Regions from separate parts of the Homo sapiens genome. Here region 1 is linked to region 2. A link is a loop called in an ENCODE intact Hi-C map of the cell type or tissue named here. Cell type or tissue: upper lobe of right lung. All regions are shown on one strand. Links, peaks and the distances in the headings refer to the core of each region. The heading gives the core; the rest is flanking DNA.

The links. Peaks named below come from ENCODE experiments on the same cell type or tissue, not always from the same donor. Only the 100,000 strongest peaks of a DNase experiment are listed, where the experiment ranks them.
Region 1: it touches region 2 in a loop (4-fold over the local background); 8 of 110 quality-filtered maps call a loop at or near these places.

The regions. Positions count from the first base shown.
Region 1 is chr15:91,150,669-91,159,417 of GRCh38, forward strand. The region is part of intron 1 of SV2B (synaptic vesicle glycoprotein 2B); the gene reads left to right. Among named protein-coding and RNA genes, the nearest start is that of SV2B, 55 kb to the left of the region's middle. RefSeq lists an enhancer at 4,662-5,861. In upper lobe of right lung, for the core only: no CTCF peak of the experiment used is centred there; no DNase peak of the experiment used is centred there; H3K27me3 peaks cover 1,864 bases.
Region 2 is chr15:91,204,692-91,213,440 of GRCh38, forward strand. All of the region lies in intron 1 of SV2B (synaptic vesicle glycoprotein 2B), which reads left to right. Among named protein-coding and RNA genes, the nearest start is that of SV2B, 110 kb to the left of the region's middle. In upper lobe of right lung, for the core only: no CTCF peak of the experiment used is centred there; a DNase peak (open chromatin) is centred at 4,710; H3K27me3 peaks cover 119 bases.

The sequences.
Region 1 (8,749 bases), core at 421-8,420, 54 kb before region 2:
GGGCACAAATTGTAAGGAAACGAATTCCATCATATTTTCTGTCCTGGGAATTTAGTTCTGAGGCTCTGAGAGACTGAAATAGTCATACTGTGGCAAATCATGCCACAAAATCATGTCTGAGCCTTAGATATGGGTGCAGAGGAGCTTGTAGTGAGCAGAGAGCAGGCAGATGCTTGTGAGGAAGCAGAGACAAGAGAACAGATGGCTCCATGGGGAAGGAGTTTTGAATTCTGCACCCCCACCCCTCTGCTCCTGGGCTAGACTTTCCTCCCCTTGCCTAGGAGACTCATATGATTATGATGAAAGAAACCCCCTTACGCGTGTAGCCTGGGAGGGGGCATGGGTTCCTTTTCATCCAGATGATCCTCAGTCAAGATGATTTAGGTGAGAGCCTGTGGGCTTTGACCATGGAGCTGCCTCACCATGAGCGTGGAGCTCTGCCCTGTGCTGAGATGGAAGACTAACAGTTAAGCACATGTGTGCACATTCAAGCCTGTGTGTCTATTCACAAAACTGATCAGGGCCAAAACTCCCCATTGAAACAAAACAAAAGCACAACCATCTGAAGAGAAAAACCATGTCATTAATGGTTACACAGAAAAATTGAGTCAAATTACCAGGTGGCTTCCATAGAAAAGTTAAACTGCAGCTTTATAATTTGGTCATAATATCCCCAGGGAGCCTGTTGTGATTTATTTGCTTGTTTATTTTGAAAGATAAAGAGTACCTCCAAAAGCCTGAATAACAAAAGTTAAATATAAACCACTTTAGCCTAATCAGCCTGAGACCACTAAGGACCAATCTACAGCCCAAGAAAGTCAGATTTATTGATCCATTTTCATGATGGAGGCTGCATGCCTGAAGGGCCATTGGACATCTCACCAAACACAGGGAAAGATAGAATTATTCTACAGTTTTCAAGAAGGCTAAAATTTAGGTAAAATGAAAATAAAGCTTAAAAGCAAAGCAGTGCTGGGTATAGAGGGGTCTGGACTGTAAATTGAACCCAGGCTCCCATTTCCTTGGAAATGACAAGGTTAAGGTAAATGTGAGTGTTTTCGTCAGAAACCCCTTATATGAAGCTTTGTATCTGGGCTGGAAATCAAAGCTGCTTCTCTGTGTCAAAGTGACTTAGGTCTTCCAGGCAAGAGTGAGATGGTTCATTCCTACTCATACAATTTCCAACAGTGAAGTTTCTGATAGTCACTGATTTTAGATATCAAGGCTTTTCAGGATGCAAGAAAACAGTAGTTACTCAAAGAAGGTTATTATGTGTGGTGTGTCCTTGGTAGAAATATCATTTCCTGGTATACTTTGCAAGTAGCTTTATCTATGTCTGTTATCCCAGCCTGATGAATGTCAGGACAAATGTTTATTTTGTCAATCTGAGTTAATTTTTACTCTTTTTTTTTTTTTTTGCCAAAGAGTGAGCAGCAGCAAGATTTATTGCAAAGAGCAAAAGAGCAAAGCTTCCACAGTGTGGAAGGGGACCCAAGCGGGTTGCCCAGTTTTTACTCTTTAAAAAAATCGTTGAGGCTCTTTGCGAGAGAATGAGTCAATGTTCTTTGTTTTTTCCAGAACTTGTGAATAGATTTTTGTAAAACTTGTGAGAACTCACAGCTATTCTCTATGAACACACATGGTTAATGGTGTTTGGAGGAGCTGGGTGGGAGCTGCCAGCTTTGCTGATATCGCAGCTGGGATTTCCCAGCCTTGAGAGGTGGCATAACACAGGGCACTGTTCCCACCTTTGAGTCTCTTGGGCTTCACTTTCCTGATCTTTTTCCATATGAGGGAACATGTATTATTATTTACTTAATTTTTAAGAAGTGAATTTACATCTTGTCCTTAAATAGATGCATTACAAAGTAAAGCTTTTAATCACTGCCATAACAGGAAAAACAGTATTGCTTTCATATATTCAAAGTAACCATAGGAAAGAAATTAAATGATACCTGGTATCACTTCTTTTTATCATCTATTGCTTGTCAAATTGTGTAAGTTTGGCTTGTGTTACCTTTAAAAAAGGGAATGTGGGGTGAGGAAGATATTAGCAAAGGTCAGAAAGGAAACAGAAAGGAAAGAGGTTTTCTTTCTGAGCTTCCTTTCATCCCACAGCACCAACTAAGACTTTCTCCATGATTAGATAGATAAAAGAGTTAAAAGAGGAGACTCATACCATGTATCTTAGTCCATTTTGTACTGCCATAACAAAATACCTGAGACCGGGCAATTTACAAACAATAGAAATCTATTTCTCACAGTTCTGGAGGCTGAGGAGTCCATGATCATGGTGTCAGCAGATTCGTGTCTGGAGGGGGAATCTCTGCCTCCTAGTTGGTGCCTTCCAAGATGGTGCTGGGTTCTCATGTGATGGAAATGGTGAACTCTGCCCTGACATGCAGAAGGGCTAAAGGGATGAATGCTCTGTCCTTATATGGCAGGGGAGATGGAGGGATCAGGCAGCTCTCTGAAGCCTCTTTTAGAAGAGCATTAATCCCATTCACAAGGTGGAGCCCTCGTGACTTACTTACTTCACCTCCACCTCTTAATACTATCATCTTAGGGGTTAAGTTCCAACGTATGACTTTTGGGGGGACAAATACATTCGAACCATAGCAGCAGGATTCACTATTGGACCACGTCACATCATCTCTGGTGCCAGCGTCACTGTGTGTCCCACCCTTGGGAAACTAGCATTGCATCTCGGGAGCTCTGGCTGCTCGGCCACAGGCTCAGGATGGAATCAGGTGCCACCACGTTTTAGGTCTGTGACCTTGGGGCAGGCATTTAGCTTCCCCAAGGCTCAATTTCCCCATCCCTCATGGGGATAGTAGTTGTTATTACCTCGTATGATTGCTTTGAGGATTTAATAAGCTGATTCATGGAAAACTGTTAGCTCCATGTCTGTCATAGACAGTTTTCCACAGCTCTGAGCTCTGATGCTGAGATAAGCTTGTGTCATGCACCTGCCAAGGGCCGGTGCCTGGGTGGATTTTAGAGGTCACATCTGGGTCACAAAGGATGTCCATCCAAATGGACCAGGAGGGGGAAGTCAAGCTGACTGCTGAGGGTCAGTTCCTATTGTGTCAAGTGGTAAAGTCAGGCTGGAGACAAGGGTCAAAGAATTATGTGAGGGCAGGGGCAGGGGCAGGGGCAGGGGACAGTAACACAACATCTGCCAAGAGTCAAGACACAGCCTCTCTGCAAATGTAGGCAGGCCATGCTGAGGTGTGTCTGAGGTTTCTCTAGTCTCCTGTGGTCTGAGGGGGGACATCCCAACTAAGGGAGACACAGCTTCTCTAATCCTAGCTCCCAAGAGACAGTTATAGGGCCACTGTTCTCATCTCTGGAAAAAGACTATAGAATAATGTAAAGAGACTCTTTTGTAAGGGTCTCTTTATATTATTTTATAGTATAAATGTTAATTTATAATATAAATTATTTTATATCAATATATTAATATTTGATATTAATTTATATTATAAAATTATATTATAGATTATAAATATAAATTATATTATAAAATTATATTATAAAGTAATATAAAGATACTTTTTTATAGACCAGTTTAGGGCCACTGGTCTCATCTCTGGAAAGAGACTATTTGGATGTCATGCATTCATCTTTTTGTAGGCCTACTATGTGCCGGATGCAGTGCCAGGCACTAGACATGGTAGCACAAAAACATGGTTGGCCAGGAAGGCTTAGGGTCAGGGGTCCAGGAGATACTAAGATTAAGTGACAGAAATGGAATATTAGACAGGCAGATTGTGGAAGGAGCAGGGAGGGACACAGGATGGGCAGAAGCCTGGACCCCACTTGGCTGTGTAGCGTCAGGTATTGATCTCAGCGTCTGTCCATGTCCTCCTGCTGTGGGATGAATATGACCTTATTTAGATACGGGGTTTTTGCAGACGTAACCAAGTTAATTTGAGGTCATAGTGGATTAGAGTGGGCCCTATTCCAATGACTGGTGTCCTTATAAGAAAAGGAAAATTTGAATACAGAGACACACACAGAGGGAAGATGGCCACGTGATGACAGAAGTAGAGATTGGAGCAATGAAGCTGCAAGGTATGGGCTGTCCACAGGAAGAGGCAAGGCAAGATTGTTCCTTTGGAGGGAGATGGCCCTGCTGACATCTTGATTTTGACTTCTAGGGTCCAGAAATGTGAGAGAGGAAATTTCTGTTGTTTTAAGCCACCCAGGTTTGCAGTACCCAAGAGCATGGTTCCTTGGGGAGGTGCCTGTGAGCAGGATGACTGAGTAAACAAGTAAACTTGTTTACTGATGACTCAGTAAACGAGTGGACTGAGGTCTCTGCCTTTCTGTGCCTATTACTGATTTTTTGTTATTGATGAGTCCCTTTCCTCAAACTCCTGAATATCCCAAAGTACCGCTTCTGGCCCCATCCCTGGGACTCTGATTCTTCCCACTCATGGACAACTCTCCTTCCAGCTCCACCTTTCACTATCCAAGAGAAGCCATAGAAAATAGAAGGCAGGAGCCCTGGAGCAAAATGGGGAAAGGGAAGGGCGTGGTTAAGGTAGGAGGAGTAACCTGCAGGGGAGGAAGAAGGTGTAAGGAATGGAATCCTTTTCTGCAGAGTCAAGAGCAGACCACTTGTGTTTCAGGATCCTATGCCAGTGAGTATTAACTGTAGATGGACGTGGTACTGACACACCAGTTCTTTCCCAGCTTAGCCATCTTCTCTGCCTGGTCACCAGCATGTGGCTTTAGAAATACTTCTTGCTTAAATGGCAGATTAAATAATTTTATTCAATGTTTACCTAGATCCTGGGGCAAGAAACCAGCATTCCTTGTATAGATTTTGCTTCCTGGCCTCTTCTGGACCCCAAGATGCAGGAGAGGACTTTCTGTCTGAGTCCATGGATCAGGGCATGTGGCCAGAGGTCTCGTGTCTCATGACTGAGTGTTTTACCAGAGATCCGAGGGTCAGGGCTGGGGACTGATTTCTCTCTCCGCTGCTTGTTGCAGGAGGATGCCCTACTCCCTCACAGTAGCCTTTATGAAAAGAAAAAAAACTGGTGAGTCAAACTGCATTTTATCTAAAGAGGAAGCTTAAAATAATCTGAGCCATTTGACAAAACTAGAAGGATCAGATCTCAGGTTTTTGATCTTATGTGGGTGGTCATTGTTCCAGACCGTTAAGGTAGATAGTTGTCTGGACTCAGTGGAACCTCATGCATTTTAAGAGTCCCTGAAACCCACGTGGCCACTCTGTAGACTTACATTTACCGTGACTCTCAACACCATATTCTCTCTTTCCAAGAAATCATGGGCCCAGACATTGATATTCTGATGAGCTGATATAGAAATAAATTTCAGGCAGAGGGGTTTGGTTGGAGAGAAGCAAGAAGGTCAAGCAGAAACAAGGAATGGAAAAGTGTTTTATGTTCGTGTCAGAGGAGCTTCCAGATCACTCCAGGCTGGGGCTTGGGGATGAATGTCTCATAGGGACTTGACTTCAAGACCCAGGGACTTAAAAGTAGACATTTAGGAAAAGAAATGCCTCAGTAAGCTTGCATTCTCTGTGCCAAATTGTAAGGAAAGGGTATAGATAGGCTTCTTTCCTTCCTTCCCTAGAGTGGGACAAGAGGCCCAGTGTGACTCCACGGACTTCTGAGAGATGGGTTCTCTTGTGCAGGGCCACTTGATGAACACGTGCACCTCAAAAAGGCTAATAAGAGATTTGGGGAATTCCAGTGTCGGAGAGGTGTGACTCAGCCAACCGAAAACATTTTAAGCACCAGATTCGTGAAAGCTCAGAAAAATCAAGCTCTAGCCTTAAACAAAATGGCAGGTAGGAATCAGGAGCTGAAGCCAAGGGTATGGTAATGGGAGAAAGTCCAGCAGCCTGGGAGCAGGTTAGTGATGGGAAGCTGCGCAGGAGAGACCCATGCTAATAGCTCTAGGCTGCCAGCCTTCATGGCCATTGGCCTGGCTTAAACATACATACAGGGTCAAGCATTCATCCCTTTCTGGAAATCTCTAGTTGAAAACAAACTCAGACAAATCATTTTCTATCAATTTAGAGTGAAAACCAAAATCCCCAGAGTAACTCAATATCACCTGCCTTGATCACTTCCTGGAAAACCTCCAGGGTGCAGTATCTTTGCAACCCATTGTTCTCAGGCATAAACTTCTCTGGCTTATAAACCACATGGAGAACAATCTACCTCCTTTTTGTGGGCTGCTAATTGCAATTTTTGTTTTTACGTAAAGTGTCGGGACAGATGCTTTATTCAGAAAGTAAAGCCTCAGATAAACAGATGTGTAGGCGCAAGCTCATTGCTTGCTGCCCAGGGCTCTCTATAGCTGCATTTGACTCCCAGCTGTAGACTAAGTCAGTCAGGGAATGGTTAAGGCCCTGTGCGTATCAAACACTGAAATCATGGGAGCAGGTTAAAGAGGGGGAAGCTGAGCTTGGAAATGCAAAGTAGGATTTGGGAAGGATTTTTACCTTTTTCCCATTTCTACTCGTCAAAGTCTGCAGAACCTTCCGGGAAGCATGTCCTGGAGTGATTGGGAGTCAAATCACTTGGGATGCACAGGGAAGGAATGGTTTCTGTCTTAGATAATCTCTGTGAGGCTCCAAGAAAAAGGTGTGAAATCAAGGGAGGTGTCCTAGATCAACAGAAGGATGGGTTCAAAGCCCCATGGGAGACCCAGCTGCTTTGTTCCTCTTTTTCCTTCTCTTCTCTACCTGCCCATCCCCCACAAGAGGAAATGTTAACATTTCCCTCATTTCTTCCTGGCTGTAGGATAATTTTGGCCAGAGTAACAATCTTAAAACATAGCCTTCTTTGTGATGCTCTCTCGATAAAAAATAATGAAACAAATGCTTTTGCTGCTTACAATATGTTAGGCACTGTTTTAAGCTCTTTGCACATTCTAAGTCATTTATTTCTCACAACAACACTGTGATGCAGATGCCATTATCATCCCTGTTTTAGAGAGGGAGGGGAGAACTGAGGCATAGGGAGGTTAATTAACTTGTACCAGGTCATAGTGCTAAGTGGCAGAGCCAGGATTTGAACCTAGAATCTAGATCAAGATCCGTGCTTTTTTCTCCACTCTGCCTATAGGACAAAGAACAAGTGTATTAGTCTGGCATTCAGTGTCTTCCACCACCTGAGCCCTGTCTACTTTGTCCTTTGTGTATACTTCAAAATACTCTGTGTGCCTCCCACAGACCAGGAGATTTCTTAGCTCCACCTAGAGAGTTCCCTCTGACCTTCTAGGTCTGTCTGGTTCCAGGAATGCAGGTGGGGAGCACTGGTTTTGGATTCAGGGGATTTGGTTGAGTCCCCATTTTGTTCTGACCTCTGTATGTCCATGGGCCTATGGGCTTCCCTCTCTTGTCCTCAGTTTGTTTACCTGTTGCTGTGGTTTGGATATGGTTCGTTGGTCCTCACCAAAGCTCATGTTGAAATTTGACTCCCAATGTGATGGTGTTGGGAGATGGGGCCTAATGAGAGGTGTTTGGGTCAAGAGGGCTCTGCCCTTGTTGGGTGTCTTGGTGCTGTTGTCTCAATAATAAGTTCTCTCTCTGGCAAGACATGGGTTTCAGCACTTGTTCTTCCCCTTCCTAGATGTGTGACTTTGGGCAAGTTACTTAACTCTTGTCATCCAAATTTTATTCTCTAATCTGGGCTAGGGGGATTACAAGGTGATGGGGGACCCTTGAATGAATGAATGAGGCAATATGTGGTTTTATTTATTTGTTTTGCAGAGAGCTCACTTTGGAGTAGCACAAACGAAGGATTAGAGGGGAACAATCCAGGAAGCGGAGTGACCAGTTAGGATGCTGTTGTAGTCAGTGTACATGATGTGGCTTTGTAGTTAGTGACAAGAGTGCCTGTCTTGTTGGGCTAGTGGGGTAGGGGAGGGGGTGCTGATTAAGGCCTAGAGAAAGGGTGGCCTTTTCTTTTATTTTCCCTCTTCTCTTCTCTTCTCTTCTCTTCTCTTCTCTTCTCTTCTCTTCTCTTCTCTTCTCTTCTCTTCTCTCCTCTCCTCTCCTCTCCTCTCCTCTCTTCTCCTCTTTTTTCTCTCTCTGCCTCACTGTCTCTCTCTCTTGCTCCCTGTCTCCTCCCTCCCTTTGTTCTTTCCTCTCTTCCTTCTTTCTAAAAAATTTTGCACAATGTTACCCCCAATCTCTAGGCTGTGTATCGTTGGAGCTGAGTCTCCTTAGAGGGGTAACTTTTCTAACCAGTTTGCCCTTTTGCAAATTTAGTTCAAGGTACTCTAATAAGGTTGTAGGCAGTCCTGGTTGTGCTAATGTAGGAAAGAATGAAATGAGGCTGCTTAAAGGCAGTTTGGGCTTGGGAGACAGGGTGGCCGGGCGTGATGAGGCTGAGTAGATGAAAAGTAGCCCTTTTCATCAAGAGCACTAGAAATCAGTCTCCAAGAGCATGTTGAGGAGCTGCTGCCTTACTTTGCTTTAGAGAGCTCAGCTACTTTAGCATTTTGACTTGATGCTGATTTGCCAAGCTCCCCACCACCTCAGCTTCTCTGTCCTGCAGCTTGGCTTCCTTTCTGGGCTTAGCGGAAGAGCCATGCTTAGCTCTTGGATATAATGTTCGGTCTTTTACAAATGATTTACTAGGTATTTGGAGATAGGGTTGGAAGTGAATCTCTGGATAGTCAGATTACCTACACAGTGAAGCTCTGCTCTACCCAAAAGGGGTTATTTTAAGCTTCACACAGTAGCTTAGCATTGGGA
Region 2 (8,749 bases), core at 221-8,220:
AGACTACAGACATGAGTCACCATGCCCGGCTAATTTTTAAATTTTTTGTAGAGATGAAGTCTTGCTATGTTGTCCAGACTGGTCTCAACCTCCTGGGCCAAGTAATCCGCTCACCTCGCCTCCCAAAGTGCTGGGATTACAGGTGTGAGCCAATGCACCTGGCCCACGTACTTTCTTCTATTTCTTACCACCACCTTGTGAGCTAATTTTTACAGATGGGAAAACTGAGACTGAGAGAGCGTAGAAAACAGGTTGAAAGACCTAACTTGCATGAGGTCTTTGCTTGCATTCAAATCCAGGTTGATCTGATGCTGAAGCCTGAGCTGCTGTTTTTGTTTTCTGAAATAAGCATGTGTTAAAAGATTACAGACTCACTGTTATTTAGAAAGAAGTTTATCCATCCTTATTTCTGCTGCTGTTTTTCCTCTTTTGTCTCATTTTCTTCTAGAAAGCTTTGTTGACTTGGTAAAATGCACGTGATTCCTTTCTCTAGTGTCAACCTAAAATAACCAAAAAGCTCAGGATCCAGTTAAAAGAGTTTATTCAAGCGTGAAGTGTGAGGGCCGACATCAGGGAAGCAGAGCTACACCAAAGAATGGTGATCAGTGCTCCCAGTGTGGGGAAAAATGAGGACCATTTATCTAGGCAAAAATGGAGGTGCTGAATAGGATAACATTTCTTTTTTTTTTTTTTAAACACAGGGTCTCACTCTGTTGCCCAGGCTGGAGTACAGTGGTGATCTCGGTACACTGCAGCCTCTGCCTCCTGAGTTCAAGTGATTTTCCTGCCTCAGCCACCTGAGTAGCTGGGATTACAGGTGTGCACCACCATGCCCGGCTAATATTTGTATTTTTAGTAGAGATGGGGTTTCATCATGTTGGCCAGACTGGTCTCGAACTCTTGATATCAAGTGATCCACCCACCTCGGCCTCCCAAAGTGCTTGGATTACAGGTGTGAGCCACCACGCCCTGCCCAGGATAACAACATTTTCATACAAAGTCTAATGTAGATGTAAGATTTGATTGGCTACTATTGGTTATACTCTAAAGGGATTGCTTAACATTTTATTGCAAAGAGTCAAAAATCAGAAGGGTGTCTATCTCCAATATCATTTAGTCTAGGTTTGAATAAAGAATAGAGAGTTCAGTTAATGTATAAAATCTCAACCCAAAGGTCAGAAAGCAGCAGTCACGCACTGGAGGAGAAAAACAGCTGTGTTAGGTGAGTCAGTTTCCAGGGCTTAACTTTTCCCCTTGGCATGATACATATGGGAGGTCCTGAAATTTTAATATCTTTTTACACCAGAAACAACTACTGTTTTTGTTGTTGTGGTGGTGGTGGTTGTGGGTGGTTGTTTGTTTTTGAGACAGGGTCTTCCTCTGTTGCCCTGGCTGGAGTACAGTGGTGCAATCCTAGCTCACTGCTGCCTTGAAATCCTGGGCTCAAGCAATCCTCCTGCCTCACCCTTCTGAGTAGCTGGGACTACAGGCACATGCCACCATGCCTGGCTTTTTTTTTTTTTTTTTTTTTTCAGATACAGGTTCTCTTTGTGTAGCCCAGGCTGTTCTTGAACTCCTGGGCTCAAGTGATCCACCTGCCTTGGCCTCCCAAAGTGCTGGGATTACAGGCGTGAGCCACCGTGCCCAGCCGATGACTACTGTATTTAGTTAAGGAAGCTCCCCCTTCCAGCAGGTTCTCCATGTATACAGCCATGTGTATGGCATTGTCATACATGGGTGATGTGCTCATCCACATGGGGCTGCTCTTCAGAGGCCTGACTGTGGTTTCTATTTTGAATTTCAGTTCAGTAAAAGTCAGAAACCTCTTCAGGAATTTCTTTGGATTAGAATCAGATTAAAAACTTGCAGTTTGCTTGGGATTTGAGGAAGCCCATCCATCTGGGGAGGTTGTGGGCAATGCCTGCTTGGAAGCTAATAGTCATAAAAATGTTTTGAATGAGTGGGGTTTGGGGTGGGTGTCCATTAAAAGGATAATGGAGTTATCTTCTGGTTTGTTAGCTGGTATACTCATAGGATATAAATGTTCGACCTAGTACCTGTTATGTTTTCCCTTGACTTGATTATATTATATGACATAAAAGAGCATATTTAAATTTCAGGTGTTTAGGAGGGGAAATGTGTCCCCTGATCAACAGAGAAGTTTGAAGGCTGATGTTCGATGTTAGGATCTTTTATTTGGACACATCATCCCAAATAGAAAAGCAGATTGATGCAACCCTAAGTATATGCATTTTCCAGAGAGGCTTGAGAGAGTGAGAAGGGAGAGTTTTGGTTGAGACTGAGGGCAAGATGAAAGATGTGAAATGGGATTGTGAGCAATTTCCTTTAAAAAAATTTTTTTTTTGAGTCACCCAGGCTGGAGTGCAGAAGCATGAGATCCTAGCTCTCACTGCAGTCTTCCCGGGCTCCAGTGATCCTCCCTCCTCAGCCTCCCAAATAGCTGGGACTACAGGCACACGCCATTATGCCTGGCTTTTTTTTTTTTTTTTTTTGAGAGACGGGGTCTCACCATGTTGCTCAGGTTGATCTTGAACTTCTGAGTTCAAGCGATCCTCTTACCTTGGCCTCCCAAAGTGCTGGGATTACAGGTGTGAGTCACTGTGCCTGGTCTTAAAACAATGTTTTTTTTCTGTCGGATATCTAAAAAGGTGGGACTGAAGAATACCTTTGTGGTAGGCATTCTGTGTTAAGAGCAAAAAACTGGCTCAGGAAGGACTCTTTCTAATTCCTATACCTGAAAAAGGCCTGTGTGTGTGGTCTGTGTGGTCCCCACCAAGGAAACAATTTGTTCGCCGGCATACCAAGGGTCAATTTATCGGGGGCAATATCCACCAAGTCTGTTTGGTCAGCTTGATGTTGTAGGGAAGAAAAATAATTTCTTTTCCTCACCTATCACAAGGTTCATGGCTGACACCCCATAACCAAAGACAGAATAACAAAATAAAAGCATACCAACTTATTTAACGTAAGTTTTATGTGACACAGGAACCTTCAGAAATCATGACCCAGAGAAACAAGGGAATCTGTGTATTTTTATGGACAGTCATGCAGAAGTATGATTGGAGGGCAAAAGAGCATGCTCTATTGGTAATAAACTGGGGAGGAACTTAACAAGGCCTGTTCAGTTTCTTCTTGACAACCTATGTGACAATTCTCCCTCTCAGGTATAGGGCAGGATACCTGTCACAGGAGGGCCTTCAGGGGAGAAGTGAGGAAGAAGGTCAGAGAGTGACTTTCCCAGGTTTTATCGCCTGCATCAGGGAAGAAGGGGCAAGTGGAATTCTAGTGTCTGTGGCCCACTTCAGGGGAGAAGGGGGTCAGAGAAGGCAGAGAGGCCTTCCTACTTCTGCTGTTTTCTCAATTTCCAAGGTGCCATATTTTTGGGTAACATTTTCTGCACCCCATCAATATCGACAGTCTCACCCGCGTCTGTGATCTCAGTGGAAACAGCTGGAGCTTTCACGATGTAGTAGAAACCTAGCGGTGTCTGAGCAGCTGGTTTCAAATTCCCCAGCAGATACCACTAAGCCCTCTGCATTTTGCAAAAACTGGTGTGTCTATACCTCTATTTATATGCACAACAGCTTGCAGATAACCTCTTTTTTCTTATATCTCTCGGGGAATCATTGCTTTGTGATTTATGATGAAGAGAAAAGTGTTTTCCCCCCACCCTTGAAAATAAAACAACATGATGTTAGTTGATTTCAGAGGTGAAAGTTGCTAAAGATCATTTTGCTAATGACAGTTTCATATTCATGGAACACAGAAAACATCATGTATTTGGTTTCAAGACTCCGGATGACAGCAGCAGGCAGCTCTGGGGGTGGACCCTGGATGATGCCTGATGCAGGAATTGTCCTTCATGCAGCATGTTGCAGTGATGTGCCATCTGTTTCTAGGATGAGTCTAGTAGCTATTGAAGAGCCTACAACAATATTCCTGCCAGGTCTTCTCAAAAATTCATCTTTCCCCCTCCTTGTATATGACAACCCTCTATGTAAGAAAGCAATTTAGCAATAGGAGGGCAATGAAGATGCATCTTTTAAAAAAATGATCTTCTCCCTGTCACCCAGCTGGGTGGCTCACTCACACTCATCTCCTTCTTCTGCTCCATTCAGGACTCCAAAACATAACAGTGTTGGAGTTCATTTCAGTATCCACGGACAGTTTAAATGATGCCACAATGGATTACGTGGGTTTCCACTATTCTTGGCTTCAGTTGTGCAGGAATGCAATCTTCTTCTTTTTCTTTGGTAATAATTTATTTATTATGTACCTGTCAGTGCCAGGTCCTGCTTCCTGCTACATAGGTGACAGAAGAGTCAGAGATAGACTCTGTCCTCAAGTTGCTTGCCAGTTAGCCATCAGTTACAATGAGTGACTGTGGCAGTACTGTTTTTTGTTTTTTTTTTTTTTTTTTTTTTTTTGAGACAGAGTCTTGCTCTGTTGCCCAGGCTGGAGTGCAGTGGCATGATCTCAGTTCACTGCAACCTCTGCCTCCCAGGTTCAAGTGATCCTCCTGCCTCAGCCTCCCAACTAGCTGGGATTAGAGGCATGTGCCACCATGCCCAGCTAATTTTTGTATTTTTAGTAGAGACAGGGTTTCAGCATGCTGGCCAGGCTGGTCTTGAACTCCTGACCTCAGGTGATGCCCCCACCTCGGCCTCCCAAAGTGCTGGGATTAGAGGTGTGAGCCACTGCGCCTGGCTGGCAGTACTAGTTTTGATGGCTTAAGCAGAGTTTTCGAGTGTTGACATTATTTGGAATCTTTCCTTGCCAAATATGTAGGAGTAATTTGAATAGGAAAGCCAAACAGTTGAAAAGGCATGTTGAGGAATTTCATCACACTATTAGCTGAGCTTGTCAGGTGCCAGACTGAGATAATATGTGATATTCTGTAATATATGGGGAAGCCCAGATATGACTGCAGAGACAGCCAGGTAGAGACCTGGGTTTGAATCTAGCTCTGCCTCTCTCCAGGGGTATGACGTTGGGCAAATCTCTTGGCCTTTCTCAGCTCCTGTTACCTAAACCCAAATTCTCAGGTCTTTGAAAGAATTAAATGAGATCGTGAGTGAGAAGCTCCTGACATAAACTACAAGTTCATTAAAGGTTTTCTTCCTTTCCCCTTATCTTTCTTCGTTACTCCAGGATTTGGAGCAGAGCCCAGAACTGCACAAAACACTAGGCTTTAGCACTAAATATGTTTGCATTCCTGGCAACACATTACCCTTTTCTAATTACAAAGTTTATAATTTGCCTAAGCTGAATTGGGGAAGAGAATGGGGAGATGGAGGGGGACTAATTATAGAGCAGGGATCTGTTGGAGTGGGGCTTGTGAGTGTCCAGGCAGGAGAGAACCACAGGGCCAATGACACCCGGGGGCTGAGTCTATGGCAGGATAATTAGGAGATGGAGATAGGAATTGGAACACAGTGAGGTGAATTTAAACAAAAATTATTATTTCGGGTAACTAGATGGGACTGCAAGATAATCTGTGAGGCCACTACTGATAATTTCCCCAGTGAGAAATGATGGGGAGGTTTCCAGAGGCTGGGAGAGCTGTAGACTGACAGTCTATGAGGTGGAGCCGTAACTGGGCAGCAGGGACCGGGGTCCCGAACCAAGCAGGAGGTGGTAAGTAGTTCGGTCTAAGCTGCGGAGAGTACAGATGGCAGGCAATCCTAGAGGACAGGGAATTTCCACGGCTGGGTTATTGCAAGGCTAGACTGCAGCAAAGGGCAGGGTAGTTTCAAGAAAGGCTAAAGTCAGAGCAGAGGCAAATTGAGACATAAAGAGGTGGTTTTTCTAGCCTGCCAGCTGCTCTCAGACTTGCATCTGGGGTGTGTTGGGGAATGATCCTGGATCCTCCTTGATATCATCCCTTCTAGCCTGCCCATCTCCCAGCCTCCCTTAACCTCGGTAACTCCTACATCTGTATCCACAAAGTTTCTTGAGTCTTTTAGGAAGAGATCAAATTTCCAGCCAGTGTCCCCTATTGGAGCAATGCATCTCCTCAGTTTCATGCCAGCTTTGAGTTTTTACTGGTTTTGATATGCCTCCAAAGGTTCAAACGAACCAGAAGCTAGAGAATATCTTATGTGTGAAGAGAGAGCCCTTTCTTTATAGAAAGTCTACTGTTCTTAGGCTTATTAAAATATCTGTTCACTGGACTGTACGGGACATGAGGGCAGGAGCTTGTTTTATTCTCCTGGGTGCTCCCAGCGCCTGGCATAGGCCCTCCAGGCAGTAGGTGCCCCTGAAGTGTTGGAGGAATCAATGCCTGCCATTGATGAAGACAGTGAAGTAAGGCCACACCCCTAGGGAGGGACGACCAGAAAAGGAGAAAATGAAGTTGGAGAGGTGGGCAGGGTGTCATTCAGCAAGGGTCCTGTATGGCCAAATCAACGGCAGTAGTTTCGAAGCCGCTAAGAGAGTTTAGGCCATGAGGCGGGGGCTGATGGTGTCAGGGAACTGAGGTGAGAGCTGTGCTAAGGCAGTGCCAGTGGAATGGAGTGAAGGGCTCATTCCCAGAACTTCCTTCCTTGCTAGTCTCAGAATTTAAAAGCTAGAAGTGTCAGCAGGCAGAGTTTGTCAACCTCATGAGAAGGGGATCATGGGTGTGTGGCCTTCTCTTTGATGACTCATTTGATGATAGCCATGGCAGTCTTCAGGATCACACTCAATTCTGCCATTGGCTTAGTGGCTTAAACTCTTCTTCTTCTCCTTCTTCTTCCATCTTCTTCCTCCTCTTCCTCTTCCTCCGCTGCTGCTGCTGCTGCTTCTTCTTCTTCCTTTTTTTTTTTTTTTTGTTGGAGTCTCGCTCTGTCGCCCAGGCTGGAGTACAGTGGCGCAGTCTCGGCTCACTGCAACCTCTGCCTTCCGGGTTCAAGCAATTCTTCTGCCTCAGCCTCCTGAGTAGCTGGAATTACAGGTGCCCACCACCACACCCAGCTAATTTTTGTATTTTTAGTAGAGACAGGGTTTCACCATATTGGCTAGGCTGGTCTCAAACTCCTGACCTCATAATCCACCCGCCTCAGCCTCCCAAAGTGCTGGGATTACAGGCATGAGCCACCTCGCCTGGGCTTTTTTTTTTTTTTTTTTTTTTGAGTTGGAGGTCTCACTGTGTTGCCCAAGCTGGTCTCGAACTCCTGGCCTCTAGAGATCCTCCCGCATCAGCCTCCCAAAGTGCAGGGATTATAGGCGTGTGCCACTGCACCCAGATGTTCAGTATTTTTAAACTAGACTTTCAGCCAGAAGAATTATTTTTGAATCAACTCTACTGTGAGAAAAAAAAATGCATGTTGAAATGCCCACCAGGTTATAACATCTCTTCTTTGCTCTGGGAGATTGAAGTGCATCAGAAATATGACCTGTTTCTAGATGCTCTCTTAGATAAACCTATGTTGTGTGCCATGAGCCTCCAGGTAGATTTGTGCAACAGCAGAGGCTTCCATTTCAATAGCTCTGACTTTTCTTTCCAAAGAAATATTGCTTCTCAGGAAAAACAAAAGCAAGAATGAAAACTCTCCAGAAAACTTGCTCTCTTTCTTCCTTGGGCTTACCCCAAATCTATCTCTGTGGGCTTCACTTTTCAAGTTTTAGGTGTCAATTAGCCGGCCCTCTGTTGTTACTGAAGCTCCTTTCCAACCTGGCCCTACCTTCCTTCCTACCTATGTCTGCTGCCTTCCCACTAAAGTCCCTGTGTGCTCCTGCTAGAGTCACTGGCCCCCATGTGAGTCCCATCATTAGGTAACTTGACAGGACTCAAGTTTGCTAAGATTCACTGTTTAATTCTGTCAGTCTTAGCATTTACTTAGGGCACACGTGTTCCTGCGTCATCATACAGGGATATGTTCAGTTGTTGCTTACAGTAAGTGCTCTTTGTTGGGTGTATTTAATGGCAAGGTAAAGTGGAATTGTAGAGGGATGTTCTGGTAGAGAATAAAGGAAGCTGGCTGGCCACGGTGGCTCACTCCTGTAGTCCCAGCACTTTGGGAGGCCGAGGTAGGAGAATCGCTTGAGCCCAGGAGTTTGAGACCAGCCTGGGAAACACAGTGAGACCCTGTCTCTATAAAAAAATTTTTAAAAAATAAGAAAAAGAAAAAAATATTTTAAAAAAGAAAGTGACTTTAAAAAGAGAAGCTGAGCACGGTGGCTCATGTCTGTAATCCCAGCACTAAGGTAGCCCGAGGCAAGGGGATCACTTGAGGCCAGGAGTTTGAGACCAGCCTGGCCAACATGGTGAAACCCTGTCTCTACTAAAAAAAAAAAAAAAAATACGAAAATTAGCTGGGCATGGTGGCTCACACCTGTAATCCCAGCTGCTTGGGAGGCTGAGGCAAGAGAATCACTTGAACCTGGGAGGTGGAGGTTGCAGTGAACTGAGATCGTGCCACTGCACTCCAGCCTGGGTGGTGGAGTGAGACCCTGTCTCAGAAAAATAAATAAACAAAAATAAAAAATAGGAAAGAGAGAGAATAGAGGAAGTCAGGATGCCAAGGCTGGGCTCTAAGTTGGCTTCCCAATAGGACCAATAGACTCATGGGCACATTTAACTTTTCCTCAAGCTGGTGTTACTTTCCAGTGAGATACCTATCTGGCAGTGGGAGATGCAGTTAGGGTGTAGCAGAGGCAGTTTGGTATAGCAGGTGAGTTTGAATCCTGACTCTTGAACTTACTAGCTGTGTGACCTTGGCAAGTGACTTAACCTCTCTGAGCCTTA